2 separate regions of the Homo sapiens genome follow, and region 1 is linked to region 2. Evidence: chromatin loops called from intact Hi-C (ENCODE). Cell type or tissue: heart left ventricle. All regions are shown on one strand. Each heading gives the region's core, and the rest is flanking DNA. Links, peaks and the distances in the headings are about the cores only.

What was found. Hi-C counts contacts between places; a loop is a spot of excess contacts. Peaks named below come from ENCODE experiments on the same cell type or tissue, not always from the same donor. Only the 100,000 strongest peaks of a DNase experiment are listed, where the experiment ranks them.
Region 1: it touches region 2 in a loop (5-fold over the local background); 3 of 110 quality-filtered maps call a loop at or near these places.

What each region holds. Positions count from the first base shown.
Region 1 is chr3:11,910,923-11,919,243 of GRCh38, reverse strand. It overlaps the pseudogene MARK2P14. Among named protein-coding and RNA genes, the nearest start is that of TAMM41, 68 kb to the right of the region's middle. In heart left ventricle, for the core only: no CTCF peak of the experiment used is centred there; no DNase peak of the experiment used is centred there.
Region 2 is chr3:12,871,551-12,879,871 of GRCh38, reverse strand. LINC02022 (long intergenic non-protein coding RNA 2022) reads left to right here. Exons shown (of 3, transcript NR_136189.1): 2 at 879-967; 3 at 2,158-2,350. It overlaps LOC124909346 (a long non-coding RNA gene), which reads right to left. Exons shown (of 2, transcript XR_007095819.1): 2 at 7,953-8,136. LOC105376956 (a long non-coding RNA gene) reads right to left here and starts at 1,573. Exons shown (of 5, transcript XR_940601.4): 1 at 1,485-1,573; 2 at 479-717. RefSeq lists enhancers at 2,682-3,194, 3,195-3,708 and a silencer at 3,602-3,841. In heart left ventricle, for the core only: a CTCF peak has its summit at 3,752 (motif pointing left); DNase peaks (open chromatin) are centred at 3,581 and 3,751; H3K4me3 peaks cover 679 bases; H3K27me3 peaks cover 382 bases.

The sequences.
Region 1 (8,321 bases), core at 209-8,208, 960 kb after region 2:
TTTTTCTCCTTGGTTTTCGAAGCAGTTTTACTGGGCCAAAGGGTATGGAATTATTTTTTCTTCCCACTTTGCCTTGCAAAATTGTGCATACTGGTTGGTTTTTTTTGTTTTGTTTTTGTTTGTTTGTTTTTTTAAGTTGGGAGGCTGGTAAGCATCAGAATGGTAATCAGAAAACCTTTGTGTCTGGAATTGGTTCCTTCCGGTGGGTTCTCAGTCTGGCTGACTTCAAGAATGAAGCCTCAGACCCTCGCGGTGAGTGTTACAGTTCTTAAAGATGGTGTGTCCGGAGTTTGTTACTTCAGATGTTCAGATGTGTCCGGAGTTTCTTCCTTTCGGTGGGTTCATGGTCTCACTGACTTCAGGAGTGAAGCTGCAGACCTTCACAGTGAGTGTTACAGCTCTTAAAGGTGGAGGTCCGGAGTTGTTTGTTCCTTCCAGCGGGTTCATAGTCTCGCTGACTTCAGGAGTGAAGCCGCAGACCTTCACAGTGAGTGTTACAGCTCTTAAAGGTGGCGCGTCCCGAGTTGTTTGTTCCTTCCAGTGGGTTCGTGGTCTCGCTGACTTCAGGAGTGAAGCCACAGACCCTCGCAGTGAGAGTTACAGCTCATAAAGGTAGTGTGGACCCAAAGAGTAAGCAGCAGCAAGATTTATCGTGAAGAGTGAAAGAACAAAGATTCCACAGTGTAGAAGGCAACCCCAGCAGGGTGCCTCTACTGGCTCAGGTGGCCAGCTGTTATTCCCTTATCTGGCCCCACCCACATCCTGCTGATTGGTCCATTTTACAGAGTGCTGATTGGTCCATTTTACAGAGTGCTGATTGGTGCGTTTACAAACCTTTAGCTAGACACAGAGCACTGATTGGTGCGTTTTTACAGAGTGCTGATTGGTGCGTCTACAAGCTTTTAGCTAGACACAGAGCGCTGATTGGTGTGTTTCTACAGAGTGCTGATTGGTGCATCTACAAACCTTTAGCTAGACACAGAGCGCTGATTGGTGCGTTTTTACAATCCTCTAACTAGACAGAAAAGTTCTGCAAGTCCCCACTCGACCCAGGAAGTCCAGCTGGCTTCACCTCTCACCTTGACCTTCCTTCATAGGTTTGTAATTGCCTGATGGGGTCTTCCTGCCCACTGCACAGACAAAACCAATTCATTGACACTGTGGCATTGCAATAAAGAGTTCAACTGATGTGAGGCTGACCATGCCACCTGGGAGATGGAGTTGCTGCTCAAATCAATCTCCCTGAAAATGTGGAGGTTGGGGTTTTTCCAGGGTGGTTTGGTGGGCGGGGGCTAGAGGAATGGGTGCTGCTGACCGGTTGGGGATGCAGTCATAGGGGTGTGAGAAATGCTCTTTTTGCACTGAATCTGCTTCCTGGTGGGGCCACAGGACTGGTTGAGCCAACAGTCAGGGGTCCAGGTGGGACCATCCGGTTGTCAGAAATGCAAAAATCTGAAAGGATTTTTGGTTGAAATGAAAGGGTTGCATCTCAAAAGGCCAGTCTTAGGTTCTATAATAGTGAATTGGGAAAGTTGTAAATCTTGTGACCTCCAGAATAATGACTGGTAACCATTTAACTGAATTCTGAGCAGAGTTCAGGGGGCCTTTCATTAGTTGGCTCCGGGGGTGGTAGGAACCAAGTGGGCAAGACGGCTGAGGCTCGGCCACACACACAGAAAGCACCGACCCTGTGTGAAATGACAGCTGCTAGGACAAACGTGGGGACCTGATGTGACAGCCATGGGAACAGCAGTGCCATGGTGATGTCTAATGGATAATTGTCAGCAAGTGCCGTTGGCCCCACTTTCAAGGGACGTCCGGAACCCAGCCCTTCCCCCCACCCCTGCTGCAACCCCTCTGGTCCTGCCACTGTCATCACTGGCCTGGATCCTTGCAGTGGCCTCTCTGGGCTCCCTCCCTCCACCTACCCGCTCCTGGGTCCCTGGCCCATGCAGCATCCAGAGGGCTTCAGGTCCCCGATTGCATTCTTCTTCTGCTCAGAAGAGGCTTCCCTGCCGGTGTAAAAAGCGGAGTACTCCAGAGCCCTGTGCGAACTCCTGCTCTCTTGACCTCTGAGTCCTTGCCTCCTCTTACCCTCCGCCGGCTCCCCCTCAGCCACGCCAGCCTCCTCGCCATTCCCCCAATGAGCCAGGCACCTGCAGACCTCCAGGTCTTTGCACTGGCTGAGCCCTAGGGCCAGGCCGGCTGTTCCCAGTTGCACACACAGCTCACTCACCCACTTCTTTTAAGCCTTTGCTTCCACTCTACCTAACATGCCAACACCACCCACCCCAGCTCGATCTTTCTCCTGAGCACATTTCCAATAGAACACACAACATATGATCTCTATTTATCACCATTATTGTCTGGCTTTCCTCACTGAAATCGGAACCCTGAAGACAGGAATTTTCTTGTTTTGTGCACTGTAGTAACTGTTCAGCAACTCGAACAGTGCTTGACACATGGAGTAGAAGCTCAATAAATATTTATTGAATAAATGAATGAATAGTGTTTGCTGAAAGAACCTTCACACTCAGGAATATTTTAAGTGTTGCTGCAATTCCCGACCAGCAAGATGCAGAGGAAAACCTTGAGAAGAGGACCCAGAAGGAAACCACAGTGTTTACACACCAGCACCTGAGATAGTGAAAATGCCAGCTCAGAGCTGGAGCCTGGCCAAGGAGGACAAAGGTCCTGACAAGGACTGTACCATGCAGAGGTCACTGCCTACTACCTGGGGTATGAGACTCTCCCCGATTCAACAATATTCTGATGAGACAGTCAATCTGATTCCTAACAGGAGGGGCCAAGGCAAGGTGGTCTAGCCAGCCAGTAGGATTGAATGACAAGCACAGACCCATGCCAGAATTAGAGGCCAGACAGGAGGTTCCACAAACGCACCTCCTAAGTGCTTGGTGCTGAGACCACAAAGCCAAAGAAATGAGGCTTCTTGATTTGATTGCAGACTCAGCAAAAATGAACCTAAGCCTGCTCCCCATGGCTGGGTCGTGTCCTGGGGAGGCACCAGCTTTCAGCTTGGCCTGCTTCAGTATATAGTTTTTAACCCTGTGTGTGTTCTGTTGTGACTCTGGACATCTAGACATCTGTGCGAGGGGGCTCGTGAGGAGACCAGTCTCCCTGGCAGGCCTAGATGTAGCCTAGCCTGAGGCGGGAGGGGACCACAGGTGGGGCTGGATGTTCTTTCAGCCTCTCTGGCAGAGATCAAGGTCAGCTTGGTCAAGCTTCTGCAGTGGCTGGCTCTCATGTGGGGGAGGGAGGCAGTCCCCAGAGCAGGAATGCCTTCCCTGGGGCTCGTTTCCTTGCAGGGGAAGAGCCATCCTCCCCTCAGTGCCTCCTTCACTAAAGCCTATAGGAGGCGAGTGACCTGGGGAATCCATGACCTAGGGGCAAACCTCTGGGCTCTGGCTTAGCCGCACCCTGGGGAAACATTCACAGCCCCTCGGGAGGAGAGCCCTGCTGCAGAAGGACTCTAGGGCAGGGCCCAGCTGCCAGGTCCCGGGCTGTTGGTGACGGTACCCCAGGCTACAAACTCTCTTGGCCTGGGGGCAATTCCCTTCCTGGTTACAACAGATTCCCACCCCACCCTGCCCTACTGCCCACCCCTGGGCAGGGAGGCATGGGGAGATGGCAGGAGAGGGGAAGCAGGGGCCAGACAGGAGGAAGAGATGATGCCCTGGGCCAGGTGGTCACCGCACCTGCTGAAGTGGGAAACTCTGGCTTCTCCCAGTGGAAATTTCAGGATTCCAAAAAATTGGACCAGCAAATAAACTTAGTGACAGTCACACCAGCCTTCTGGAAACTCATAGTAGGCGTCCACTGCCCCTGCGGGTCCCCAGGACCCCTCTGCCTGTGGCCTTGGGGACCCAGTACTGTACTTCCAATGCTCTGCAGACACACCTAGGGCTTGAATCCCATCTCACTGATTCCACAAATAACTGATTTGTGGCCTCCTGGGTGTGAGGCCTCTGTGGCTGTGAGGGAGGCAAGGTCCCTGCTGCAGTGGGAGTGACAGGTGTAAAATAGGACGACTTCAGAACCTGGTAAGGGGGACAAAGCAGAGTACTGGGACGTGGGTGAGCGCGGGGCAGCCTGGGATGGTGGAAACAGTGAATCTTTGCCATCTGTTCCTGGCCAGATATCATTGGGGATGCTACCTGATCTCTCTTCAGCCTCAGTTTCCTCACCTTTACAGTGGAGCTGGAGCCCCCCCACTCCCGGACCCTGCTCTCTGGGCTGCCTCTAGGAAGCCTGCCCTGCTCAGGCCTGCTCCCCGTCTCCATGGCTGTCAGTCCCTCCTGAAAATGTCCCCCGAAAAGGAGGCCGCTGGCCGCAGAGGGAGATGAACGACCCAAGGTTGCCCGGCCTGTACCTAGGGCCCCATGGCTCCTGAGGCCCGGCCTGGGTGGACCCTGGAAGGGGCTTTCTCTGTGGGTTTTGCCCTGGTTCCTGGAGCCTGTTCCCAATGGGCACCTCTTAGCATGATTAACACAGGCAGATGGGACCTGAAGGGGCCATCGGTCCTCCTGAAAATGCTCACCAGGCAGTGTGAGTGTGGGGAGACCATGCGCAATGTGTGGGACTCTGCCCTGCACCCACTCAGAGCCTCAGCCCTTCAGAGCCACTGGTAATGATTTGCTGTGGGTGGGGTCATCCTGATACTTCCCTGAGGTCTCTTTTCCTTTCAGTTTTTCTGAGAAACTGAGAGGATCATATGACTGCATGCCGCCTAAACTAGGGTTTGCACAGCCTGCGTTGGCAAGGAGGGCGCAAAGCAGCAGAGTGTGACCCACCTGCCACCTTTCCAGTGCTACTACAAGATTTTCAAGAAACCGTCGTTTATCAGGAACCATCTTTATTAAAAAAGATAAAGTAGAGCAGGGCAGGGGAGAAGTGCTGCAGACTCCCACTTTGCTGGGCACACTGCAGCGTGGGCATCTCGCCCGGCTCCTCCCCAAAGCCGTTGGTGTCCACTGTCAATGTTCTTGGACCTCAGGGCCTTCGTCCTCTCCAATCTAAATGCAGGGAGACATTTGACATGGACTCTCTCAGGTATTTTGCAAAATGCAAGACATTCTCATTGACTCTGGTCACCCTGCTGTGCACTAGATGTCAAAACCTCTTCCTCCTGTCCAGACTTTGGTCCTTTGACCGACAACCCCCCATCCCCTCCCTCTACCGCTCTCCGGCCCCTGTTCACCATCCATCTATTTGCTACTACTATGGGGTCAACGTTTTTAGATCAGCACTTCCAGGACATCAGGTGGAATTGGTCTCTCTGAGGTGGTGGAGATGCTAAGTAGCGGGATTTCCTCATTCCACGGTGCACACATCTATCTAATCCTCACATTGTACCCCATGAATGAATACAAGCATGATTTGCCAATTAAAATAATAGTAATAAAGACAGAATGAATATAGTAAAATACAAGAAGTGTGGCTTCACCTCCCCACCTACTCGATTTTTGTCTTCAGTCATGCGACTATGTTGAGGTGATCTTATTACTCCTTTCCTTCGGTGGACGCGTGCAACAAAATCTTAACAGAATTGAAAGGTGCATCGTCTGGCAGCCCTGCGGCAGCCCCAGCTTTTTGTTGGCGAGGCTGACGTCACAGCCTCGGGCTGCCCAGCTTAGACAACGCTGACTTCCTACGATGGTTGTCGCTGGGCAAGGGAGGTTCTGGGTCTCTGCCACTGCTGCTGGTGGTGTGGATGGAGGGGGAAGCCACAGGGTCATGCTGGGGGGCTTTACTAAAACTGTGCGGCTTCCTCTGCAGGCCGGCAGGTGCACTGGCAGGAATGGTGGTCTTCTTCTGAATGCTGAACATGGGACAAGCTGGCTCGCTGTGAGCCTGCTTCAGTGGGAGAGGGATGGTGGAAAGTTCAGTGGATAGAGAAGGACAGGTGGGAACCCCAGGAGGAAGGGACCATGGTCTGATGGTGGACTGCTGCTTTTGTTTGTTCTAAAATGAGGTAGGTGGCCATAGGATAGTGAAACGCTTTTTCTTTGATTGGCACAGAGATGTTCTTGGCCTGGAATCCCATGGCCACCATGAGCTGGGTGGTTTGGGGTTCAGGTGGTCCAGTAGTGGCTCTTTGTATGTTGTCTGTGGCATCTCCTGGCCACAGTTCACCCACCAGTTCCTCATAACTTGTTTCAGTGGGGGCCACTCCCTGGGTTCTCGTGTTAGTAACTTTTGAATGAGTCTTTCAAGTTGAAGGGGGAAAAAATGGTGGGGCATGGTAGCTTCCTGTGAGAATTGTATTCTCAAGGTCCATCGTGTTCCCTGAATAGAAGGGCAGGGTCCCAGACACTGTATGGTAGAGTATGACACCGAGGCCCCATATGTCCATGGCAGGGCACTGGTACCCCAGCCCAGGAAGAGTTCTGAGCAGGAATGGTGGTCTTTTGCCCTCACTTCTGACCCTCCTCAGGCAGCTGAAAATTAAAAGTGGGAACAGCTGGCTCACTTTGAGCCCTCTTTGGTTCCACAAGGAAGGCAGACTTTGTCAGATGGGGAAGAACAGGTGGGACCCCCAGGAGGAAGGGCTGTGCTCCAATGATGGAACGCTTCCTCCTCTGTACTTTTCTCTACCCCGGGATTAGGTACGTGGCCATGGGATAATCACATACGTATTTTTTGTGGGGGAGAATATTGATTCCGAGATGTGTGCTGCTTGGAATCCCATGGCCACCATTACCAGGGTTGTAGGGGGCATAGGTGTCCAGGGTCTCTGTATGGTGTCAGCAGTGTCTTCTGGCCGGCATTGACCCAGGGGTGCCACGTCAGCTGGTTTAGTGGGGGCTGCTCCCTGGGGTCAAGGCTGAGGAATTGTTTTACTAGTGTTTCCCGTAGAAATGAATAAATAGGTGGGGAGTCATACTGTCACATAGCCTGAGGCGGGAAGGGACCAGGGGTGGGACCTACAGAGGCTCTGAGAAAGGCCTGGGCCTCAGAAGATGGGGAAGCAGGAGGACCCACTTAGAGGCCTTCACAACCTTCTAGGGCACAGGCCAGAATGCAGTTTAGGTTTCAGAACGGAGCTGGGTCCCTCACGCTCTTCTTGAGGCTACAGGGCTCCAGCTCCTTGGGCCCTTTCCATGCAGACATGGTTCTGGGGCCCCGGCTACACAGACACCCTTCTGATGGTTGTCGTCTGCAGCCAGACAGGGGGCGTGGGCCGACCCGCCCCTTCCTTTGCCAAGTGGACAGATGAAGGGAGCCTCTGAGGGCAGGATTGCTGGACTGGGAATTGGACTTGGAGTGTAATCCAAAGGCCCCACGGGCCCCGCCTCTTCTCTGGAGCTCGGCTTCAAGAAAACTGGGACAAGGGATGGCAAGAGCAGCTCTCAGGACCCTTGCCCCTCCACCCCATGATGCTTTTAGATGGTTCTCAAGGGCCACCATTTTCAGGAAGAATTCTCAGGTTATAGGAAAGTAAAGGGAGGAATCGTGCTTTGAGTGGCACTTTGATCAGGCTCTAGACTAGGTGTTGGTTTCATGGGGTTTGCTTTTCCTCCCGCCTCATACCCCTTCACAAAACCTGAGTCGTGGCTAGGCCGGGAGTGAGATTCCTGTGTCTAGATTTTCATCATTCCATGTTGCACAGGAGGAGGTCTGGGGGAAAAGGGGACAGATACTAGCAAGTATATGGAAGATATATATGCACCAGGCTCTGGAGCAGCTTCTGACATCTGGTCCAGCGGCCTCAGGTCTCCATGGAGATGGGGGCAGGGCCAGGTGGCAGTGATGCAATGCGGGGGCATTGCTCCCAACGGCCAACGGCCCCACCCAGGCTGGGCTGAGTCGGAGCCGGGACTGGGAGGCAGAGCCAGAGACCCGTAAGCGGAGCCGAACCCCTACGAGCTTGCCCAGTAGGGAGCTCAGGATCCCCAAGATTGGACAGGCAAATAAGCTTAGTGACAGTCCCACCAGTCTTCCCGAGAGTCACGGTAGGCATCCGCTTCCCCTGCCGGTCCCCAGGCCTGCTCTATCAGGCGACCTTGGGGACGGACTCAGGGCTGCATTTCCAATGCTCTGCAGACACACCTCGGGCTTGAATCCCAGGGTTTCACTGATTCCACAAATATTGACTGAGGGCCTCCTGGGTGCCAGGGCTGTGTGGCTGCCAGGGAGGCAAGGTCCCTGTTCCTTATGGGTGTAAAACAGGATGACTTCAGAACCCGAGAATGGGGACAAAGCAGAGTACTGGGAAGTGGCTGGGTGGGTGCGGGGCAGCCTGGGACGGGGTAAACAGCAAATCTTTGCCATCTGTTCCTGGCCAGATTTCATTGGGGATG
Region 2 (8,321 bases), core at 66-8,065:
TGGTGGGGGCCAGAGATTTTTACTCAGTATGGGAGGACACGTGAGTTAGGACTCATTTCTTGGTCCGTAAGGCTGTGCAAGCATCCCCTGGCAACTCCAGCCAGCTTTGCTGCTGAAGGAAGCTGTAGACAAAGAGTGCAGAGAAGCCCCCCAGGCACCCCCCTCCCCAGTGGAGCAGGGCCTGGAAAGTCAGTGGCCTTCCTTTCTTCACAACCTCAGTCGCTCTCACCCCTGTGGCCAGTGTGGAAACTGGGATGCTGGGAAGCTTGCCCAGGCACCTTTGACCCCGCAAGTCCCTGGAGCTCTGCCTTGGGTAGGGCTGCAGGCCCCTGAGTTGCCCAGGCAATGCCTCCGGGAGTGCCAAGGCAGGAAACTCACTAGAGAGCTGGAGCTTTAAGAAAACTTCATGCCTAGGCCCCATCTTCAGCACCATGGATTTCCTTGGACTGAGAGAACCACTGGTGTGTTGAAGGCTTACCCAGTGATTTGAGAGTGTGGCCAGGATGGAGAAGCACACACTTCTGGATGCTGTCAGCGGAGGCCTTTGACCCAGGGCTTCTGCAGAACTAGTCAAGAACCAGTGGCTCCTCCACTACCCACAGCCCTGGACAATGACAGGCTGGGCAAGACAGACACATATTGGTGGGCACAAAAGATCTGTTTCTGTTCCTGCTTGGGGTGTTTCTGTGTGGGAAAAGAAATCCCTTCTTTCTTCATCTGGAACAGGAATTAAAAGAAATTAAAGAATGTGTAAGCAGAAACTCAGTTGTATGTAAGAAAACCTAATTCCCTCTGAGAAAGAGAAAGAGCTGGAGTCCTTTAAAATTAACTGCCTGTTTTTCTGTGGCTGTTGAGCCTTATCTCTCCTCCTTTCCCAGGCATTGTGAAGACCCTGTTTCCCTAGCTGTGCAGCTGCAAGGTCACTAGACAGATAAACTCAAGTTGCAAAACACGTTTTCCTAGAAAAGTAAGAAATCATGTAATGCATGTTTCAATTGAATAACTGTCTTTGTTTCTCACTTCTGTAGTATTTCCCCTGCACAAATCTCCCCCAACCCACAAAATGCTTAAAAGTTAACTCTTCGTTTGGGGCTCAGTCCTTTGGATGTTAATCCGACTGGGCCGGTGCACCTAAGTAATTAATAAATATCCTCCTGAGCCCCATTGGTCTCTCTGATTCCTTAAAAATCCCGCAACACCTCAAGGCCCAAAGCCAGCAGAACTGCTCTTCCACCTGGCCCTTCTAGTATGTTTGTGAATATGTTTCCTGGAGGAAGTTGTAATTCTACTGTCCCCTCTGGAGGCAGGCAGGGCTGAGGTCTGGAGGAGGCAGGGGCTCCCAGGAACAGTGAGACCTCTGAGCTGCTGTGTCTACATGGGGTCCTGGGTTGTGGACAGAGGCAGGTTGCTAGTTAGCACATAGACCAGTCAGAGGAGGCCCAAGAAGGAGTTGCAGCTGTTCTGGGCTGCGTTTGGGAACCTACGGCTGAGTGTGGCAGGCCTGTGGCAGTTGCCAGAAGCTGGCCCTGCAAGCCAGGGTGTGACCCTGCTGCTCTGTTGTCTTGCTCTCTGGGTCCTGTGGTGCTAGGAGGAGTCTTCTGGATGCTTCCTTCCAGGCCTGGGACAGAAAGTCAAGGGAAGAAGAGCATGGCCTGGTGGCCAGCCTGCCAATGACAAGTAGCTCTAGTGGGGAGAGGCCTAGGGACCAGGGCTGGATTCCAGGATCCATTCGGCAAAGGATCTCTGGCCAGCCACTACCCTCAGAGAGCAGTTATGAAGGAAAACCAGGTCAAGAAGCTGACGCCTGTCCCACAGGAGCTCACAGACTCAGGGTCAGACAGCCCTGGCAATGGGGAGGGACCTCTGTGACACTCGGGGCTGCAGCCACAGACTGAGACTGTGTCCGTGGGGTGTGCAGTGGAGACTTACCATGGTCACGGGCAGCACAGGTGGGAAATTGCACCAGTCACAGGCGGCCTGCAGGCCAGCCCTGAGCTGCAGGTGGGTTTTGTTTTATGTTCTGCAGTTTTTCTTTTAATCTGAAGTTTTATGACTCCAGTGTTTAACACACACACACACACACACACACACACACACACACACCCAAGATCATGTACAAAAATGCTGATTCCTGTGTCTCTTCAAAACGTCTTGCAGCCCCAGGCCTCCATTCTGCTTGCTGCAGCCGCTGGAACCACAGATGCTCCCTGGCAGGGCCACCATACCCTCCAGCACCAGCTCCTCACCTCATGCCTCTCAGGCAGATTTGGATCATCTGCCTGGCCAGGTAGGCCTGCAAGCCTATGGCCCCTGGGAAAGATATAATAAATGCCGTTGGCTTTTGATTTGCTTTTCTTGTTGCAGAAGGGGTTTTCTTGGGACAAAATTTGAGTGGAAAAGCATCCCAGACAGAGGTAACAGAGGTACAGATGCACGGACAAGAAAGGCCCCTGAGGTGTGGAGAGTATTGGTTCCACGGAACGGGTCCCCAGTGGTTTTATGATCAGGCAAGTTGGGAACACCAGTCCCAGTGTGCACATCACCACAGGGGCTGCACAAATGGATTCCAGCAATGGGGAGGCCAGCAGGTGCCCATGGCGCAGGTCCTGACGGCACATCAGGAACAGAGGTCTTGAAGGCACATCTTGAAGGCCTGCATCCTGTGGTCAGTGGGTACCCACCGAAAGGTTCCTCTGGAAGCCAACTCTGCTAGGTGGTGTCAGGTGTGTGCAGCTTCCACCATTCTAGGGCACCCTAGAAGTCAGCCTTCAGCTCGGCCTGCTTCAATATGGAGATGGTTTTTAACCCTTTGTTATTCTGTTGGGACTCTGGACATTTAGACGTCTGTGCAGGGGGGCTCATGAAGAGACCAACTTCCCTGATAGGCCTAGATATGGCCTAGCCTGAGGCAGAAAGGGAACACAATTGGGGCTGGATGTTCTTTCAGCTTCCCTTGCAGAGATCACTGACAGAGTGGTCAGCTTGGCCAAGCTTCTGCAAGGGCTGGCTGTGATGTCTGGGAGGGAGGCAATCCCCAGAGCAGGAATGCCTTCCCTGGGGCTCATATCCTTGCAGGGGAGGAGGCGGCCATCCTCCCTTCAAAGCCTCCTTCACTGCAGCCCATGGGAGGCGAGTGACCTGGGGGATCCGTGCCCAGGGCAAACCTCTGGGCTCTAGCTTAGCCCCACCTCCGAGGAACATTCACAGCCCTTCGGGAGGAGAGCCCTGCTGCAGGAAGACTCTAGGGGAGGGCCCAGCTGCGGGGTCCTGGGCTGTTGGTGACAGTACCCCAGGCTCCAAACTCTCTGTGCCCGGGGGGCAATTCCCTTCCCTGGTTGCAGCAGATTCCCACCCCGCCCTGCCCCACTGCCCGCCCCACGGGGAAGTGGCCCGGGAGTGGAGGCGTGGACAGGCATCCCGGTGTCTCGAGTCAGGCTGTCGGGCCAGCCTGGACAGCACGGCCCGCGGAGGGCAGACAGGGCGCACGGAGCAGGCCCCAGGCTCCAGAGCAGCCGCTGACAGGCTGTCCAGCTGCATCGGGTCTCCATGGAGACGGAAGCGGGGCCACAAGGTGGTGAGCGGCGGGGGGCGGGGCTTCCAACGGCCATCAGCCCCGCCCAGCCTGGGCAAAGAGAGCCCGGCCTGGGAGGCGGAGCCAGGGACCCCCGGGCTGAGCCTGATTTCTGAGGGCGGCCGGGGCCACCTCCCTCCAGACGCTGCTGCCCCCACGCGGACGGGCGCCCTCTGCGGGTCCCGTGGCTCCCGGCCCTGCTCAGCGCCTCCAGAGCCCTCACCCGGGCCCTCTCCGCTGGGTCCACAGGGTCCTCAAAGCGCTGGCCCAGACGCGGGGTCACTCTCCTGAGCCTCCCGACCTTCCCATGGGTCCTTTGGAGCCCTGGGTTTTGGAGTTTGTCTTTCCTAAGTGCCGCTCGCCCGGACGCGGCTGCTGCAGGACCACAGCCGACCGAGTGCGGCCGCGTCCCCTGCAGGCCACCCGTCAAGGGCACAGGGGAGAGGCGCCCCAAGCCACAGAGTCGCAGAGCTGCCAGGAGCTGACCCTTCGGGTGGGGAGAGGACACTAACTCGGGTCCTCTCCACTTCCTCAAGGTTCCTTCTCACCTGCAGTGAACGGCTCCCAGCACCTCTGGGGCCTTCCTGTTTCATTGATGTCAGCAACTGATCATTGATCATCTCTGGTGTGCAGGGACAGAGAAGACAGACCCGCTGGCCCCCCCGGGTGGGCGAGGGAGTCTAGTCTATCTGAAGAAAACTCCCATAGAGATAGGGGCTAGGAAGGAGACACCAGGAAAAGTGAAGGTGGAAGATGGGGGTGACCCTACTGCGGATGGGGTGCTCAGGGAGGGTTTCTTTGAGGGGGTGACATTCACTAGATTGACCAAGGGACGGTCAGGGCCTGTGAAAGTATTTTAAGAGAGGGAATGGCAGTGTCCAGTGGACTGTTTCAGGGATGGAAATAGGGCAGCAGGGTGAGGGGTGTGAGCCAGGCAGGCAGGGCCCAGACACCATGTGATGGGTACAGGGGTGGGACCCATGGAGGCTCTGAGAAAGGCCTGGGCCTCAGAAGACAGGGAAACAGGAAGACCCACTTCGAGGCCTCACAACCTTCTAGGGCACAGACGGTGAAAATGGCTCAGGCCAGAATTTGGTTTAGGTTTCAGAAGGGTGCTGGGTGCCTCATGCTCTTCTTGAGGCTAAAGGGCTCCAGCTCCTTGGACCCTTTCCATGCAGACATTGTTCTGGGGCCCCCACTACATGGACACCCTTCTGATGTTGTCTGCAGCCAGGCAGGGGTCGTGGGCCAACCCGCCCCTTCCTTGGCCAAGTGGACAGATGAAGGGAGCCTCTGGGGGCAGGATTGCTGGACTGGGAATTAGACTTGGAGTGTAATCAAAATGCCCCACAGGCCCCACCTCTTCTCTGGAGCTCGACTTCTTCAAGAAAACTGGAAACAAAGGGATGGCAAGACCAACTCTCAGGACCCTTGCCCTTCCATCCCATGATGCTTTTAGACAGTTCCCAGGGGCCACCTTTTTCAGGAAGAATTATCAGGATATAGGAAAGTAAAGGGAGGAAACGTGTTTTGAGTGGCACTTAGATCAGGCTCTAGACTGGGTGTTGGTTTGGTGGGGTTTGCTTTTTCTCCCGCCCCACACCCCTTCACAAAACCTGGGTCCTGGCTAGGCTGGGAGTGAGATTCCTGTGTCTAGATTTTCATCATTCCGTGTTGCACAGGAAGTCTAGGGAAAAGGAGACAGATATTAGCAAGTGTATAAAAGAAAATTTAGCCAGAGAAAACCTAGAAGAGGAATGAAGATGGGGGGATTATGAATGGCAAAGGACGAGCTGGGGGAGAGGGAGTTGGGCGTGGGGCTGGGACAAACAGAAAGGAGGTGGGGGAGGGGCCAGGGAAATAAAGTCCAAGAGGTCAGCAGGCACCAGAAGCCATAGCCTTAGTTGGGGCATCAGGAGAGCAGCAAGCTGCATCTACCTTGGAAAGATGGAGAGAAGACTGCAGTGAGCGGAGTGGGGAGGAAGGGGGAAGTGGCAGGGCAGAGGAAGCAGGGTACAGACAGGAGAAAAGAGATGGTGCCCTGGGCCAGGTGGCTGCCACCGCTACCATCGCCAGAAGTGGAAAACTCTTTGCCTTCTCCTTACCACTGTCACTATGACACCCCAATTCTTTCTGCTCCCCCTTCTTTAGTAATAGGTGCTGGCAAGTAAGGAGCAGTCTGATTTGAGTTTGCGAAGGAAACCCTTGGAGGTAGCTGTGAACCCATGAGGCTTGCCAAGTAGGGAGCTCAGGATCCCCAAGATTGGATGAGGAAATAAGCTTAGTGAGTGACAGTTCCACCAGCCTTCCCCAGAGTCACAGTAGGCGTCCACTGCCCCTGCGGGTCCCCAGGCCTGCTCTACTGGGTGGCCTCTCGGACCCAGGGCTGCACTTCCAATGCTCTGCAGACACATCTCGGGCTTGAATCCCATCTCACTGATTCCACAAATATTGACTGAGGGCCTACTGGATGCGAGACCTGTGTGGCTGTGGGGGAGGCAAGGTCCCTGCTTCAGTGGGAGTGACAGGTGTAAAGCAGGATGATTTCAGAACCTGAGAAGGGGGACAAAGCAGAGAACTGGGAAGTGGCTGGGCGGGTGCGGTGCAGCCTGGGATGGGGTAAACAGCAAATCTTTGCCATCTGTTCCTGTCCGGATATCATGGAAAATGCTACCCGATCTCTCTTGCACCTCAGTGTCCTCAGCTGGTTGGTAGAGTTTGAGCTTCCCCACTGCCTGACCCTGCTCTCTGGGCTGTCTCTAGGGAGTCTGCCCTTCTCAGGCCTGCTCCCCACCCTCTATGGCTCTCAATTCCTCCCAAGAAGAATGTTCCTCTAAAAGGAGGCCGCTGGCCACAAAGGGAGATGAACAAGCCAAGGTAGCCTGGCCTGCACTTGGGGCCACATGGCTCCTTAGGCCCGGCCTGGGTGGACACTGGAAGGAGCTTTGTCTGTGGGTTTTGCCCTGTTGCCTGGAGCCCCTTCCCTATGGTGTCTTGACTCAGCCCAGCTCGCTGAGCCTGGAGCCCAGGCTTCTAGAGAAGAGATGTCAAGGTCTACCACAGGGCACAGGCCAGAAACAACTTGTCCGATGCCAGTGAAAGCCAGGCCTGGGGAAGGCTCCTCTTCTCACAGGGCTGGCACTCCCAGAGGGGACACGGCACGGCAGCAAGTTGGAGGCACAGACTCTGAGGGGCCCTTGGTGGGGAGCTCAAACAGGACCCACAGGGACCCTCTCTCTGGGGTTGCAAACTGGCACTGGGTGGAGGGAGATTCAGTATTGACACCTGGGGGACCCTCAACCCCAAAGTGGATTTAAAGGACAGTGGCACACTGGGGAGACAAGAGGCTCCACAACACTCCCATGCTTGCCCCAGCCTGCTTCTTGCTTCCCGTTCCTGCTCTTTGTTGGGGAAGGAGAATCTTATATGACTGGTTGAACTCCAGGATAGTCCCTGACCACCATCAGTAGTGGGCAGGGTCACCATATGTTCAAGGCTGTGCACACCGAGCCACTGGCCATGCACATGGGCGGGGCCTTCTGGACCTTCATCAGGCCCCTTAGGAACCCATGAAGAAGCTCCCTGATAGGTGCTGATGGGCATCTGCACCCATAGATTCACTGCCTGAAATGGAAACACTGGGTTCCTGGGAAACTGGAACCTGCCTTATGAAAGCCCCCATTCCCATCACCCCCTCCATCCCTCGGGGCTGCTGCTGTGTCTTGCCATCAACCCTCCCCAGACCCCCAGGACACCTGCCTCACCCAGAAGCACCCCTTCAACCTGGGCCTCGATGAAGGCTCACTCCTCCGTCAGGCCTCTGAGGGGGGATGGCTCCGTGCCACTTTTAGCAAAAGGGGAAACCATCGCAGCAGAAAGGCCAATGCCACACTAGACAGCCAGGAGCCCAGCAGAACAAGTGGCCCCCTAAGGCACTTTGGGGACCACACCCCCGTCACTCTGACCCCAGCACAACTGGTTCCCAGGCCTTCGGGATCCTCCTGGGAACCTCTCAGCATGATTAACACAGGCAGACGGGACCTGAAGGGGCCGCTGGTCCTTCTGAAAATGTTCACCAGGCAGTGTGAGTGTGGAGAGGCCATGCGCAATGTGTGGGACTCTGCCCTGCACCCACTCAGAGCCTCAGCCCTTCAGAGCCACTAATAATGATTTGCTGTGGGTGGGGTCATCCTGATACTTCCCTGAGGTCTCTTTTCCTTTCAATTTTTCTGAGTAACTGAGAGGATCATATGACTGCATGCCACCTAAACTAGGGTTTGCACAGCCCCCTTTCTGTGCAGGGAGGGCGCAAAGCAGCAGAGTGTCTGTGACCCACCTGCCACTTTTCCAATGCTACTACAAGATTTGCAGGAAACGGTCATTTATCAGGAGCCATCTTTATTAAAAAAGATAAAATAGAGCAGGGCAGGGGAAAAGCGCTGCAGGCTCCAACGTTGCTGGGCACGTGGCAGCATGGGCGTCTCACCAGGCTCCTCCCCACAGCTGTTGGCATCCACTGTCAGGTTTCAATGTTCTTGGACCTCAGGGCCTTCGTCCTCTCCAATCTAAATGCAGGGAGACATTTGATATGGACTCTCTCAGGTGTTTTGCAAAACGCAACACATTCTCATTGATCTGGTCACCCTGCTGTGCACTAGATGTCAAAAGCTCTTCCTCCAGTCCAGACTTTGGTCCTTTAACCGACAACCCCCCATTCCCTCCCTCTGTCACTCTCCAGCCCCAGTTCAAC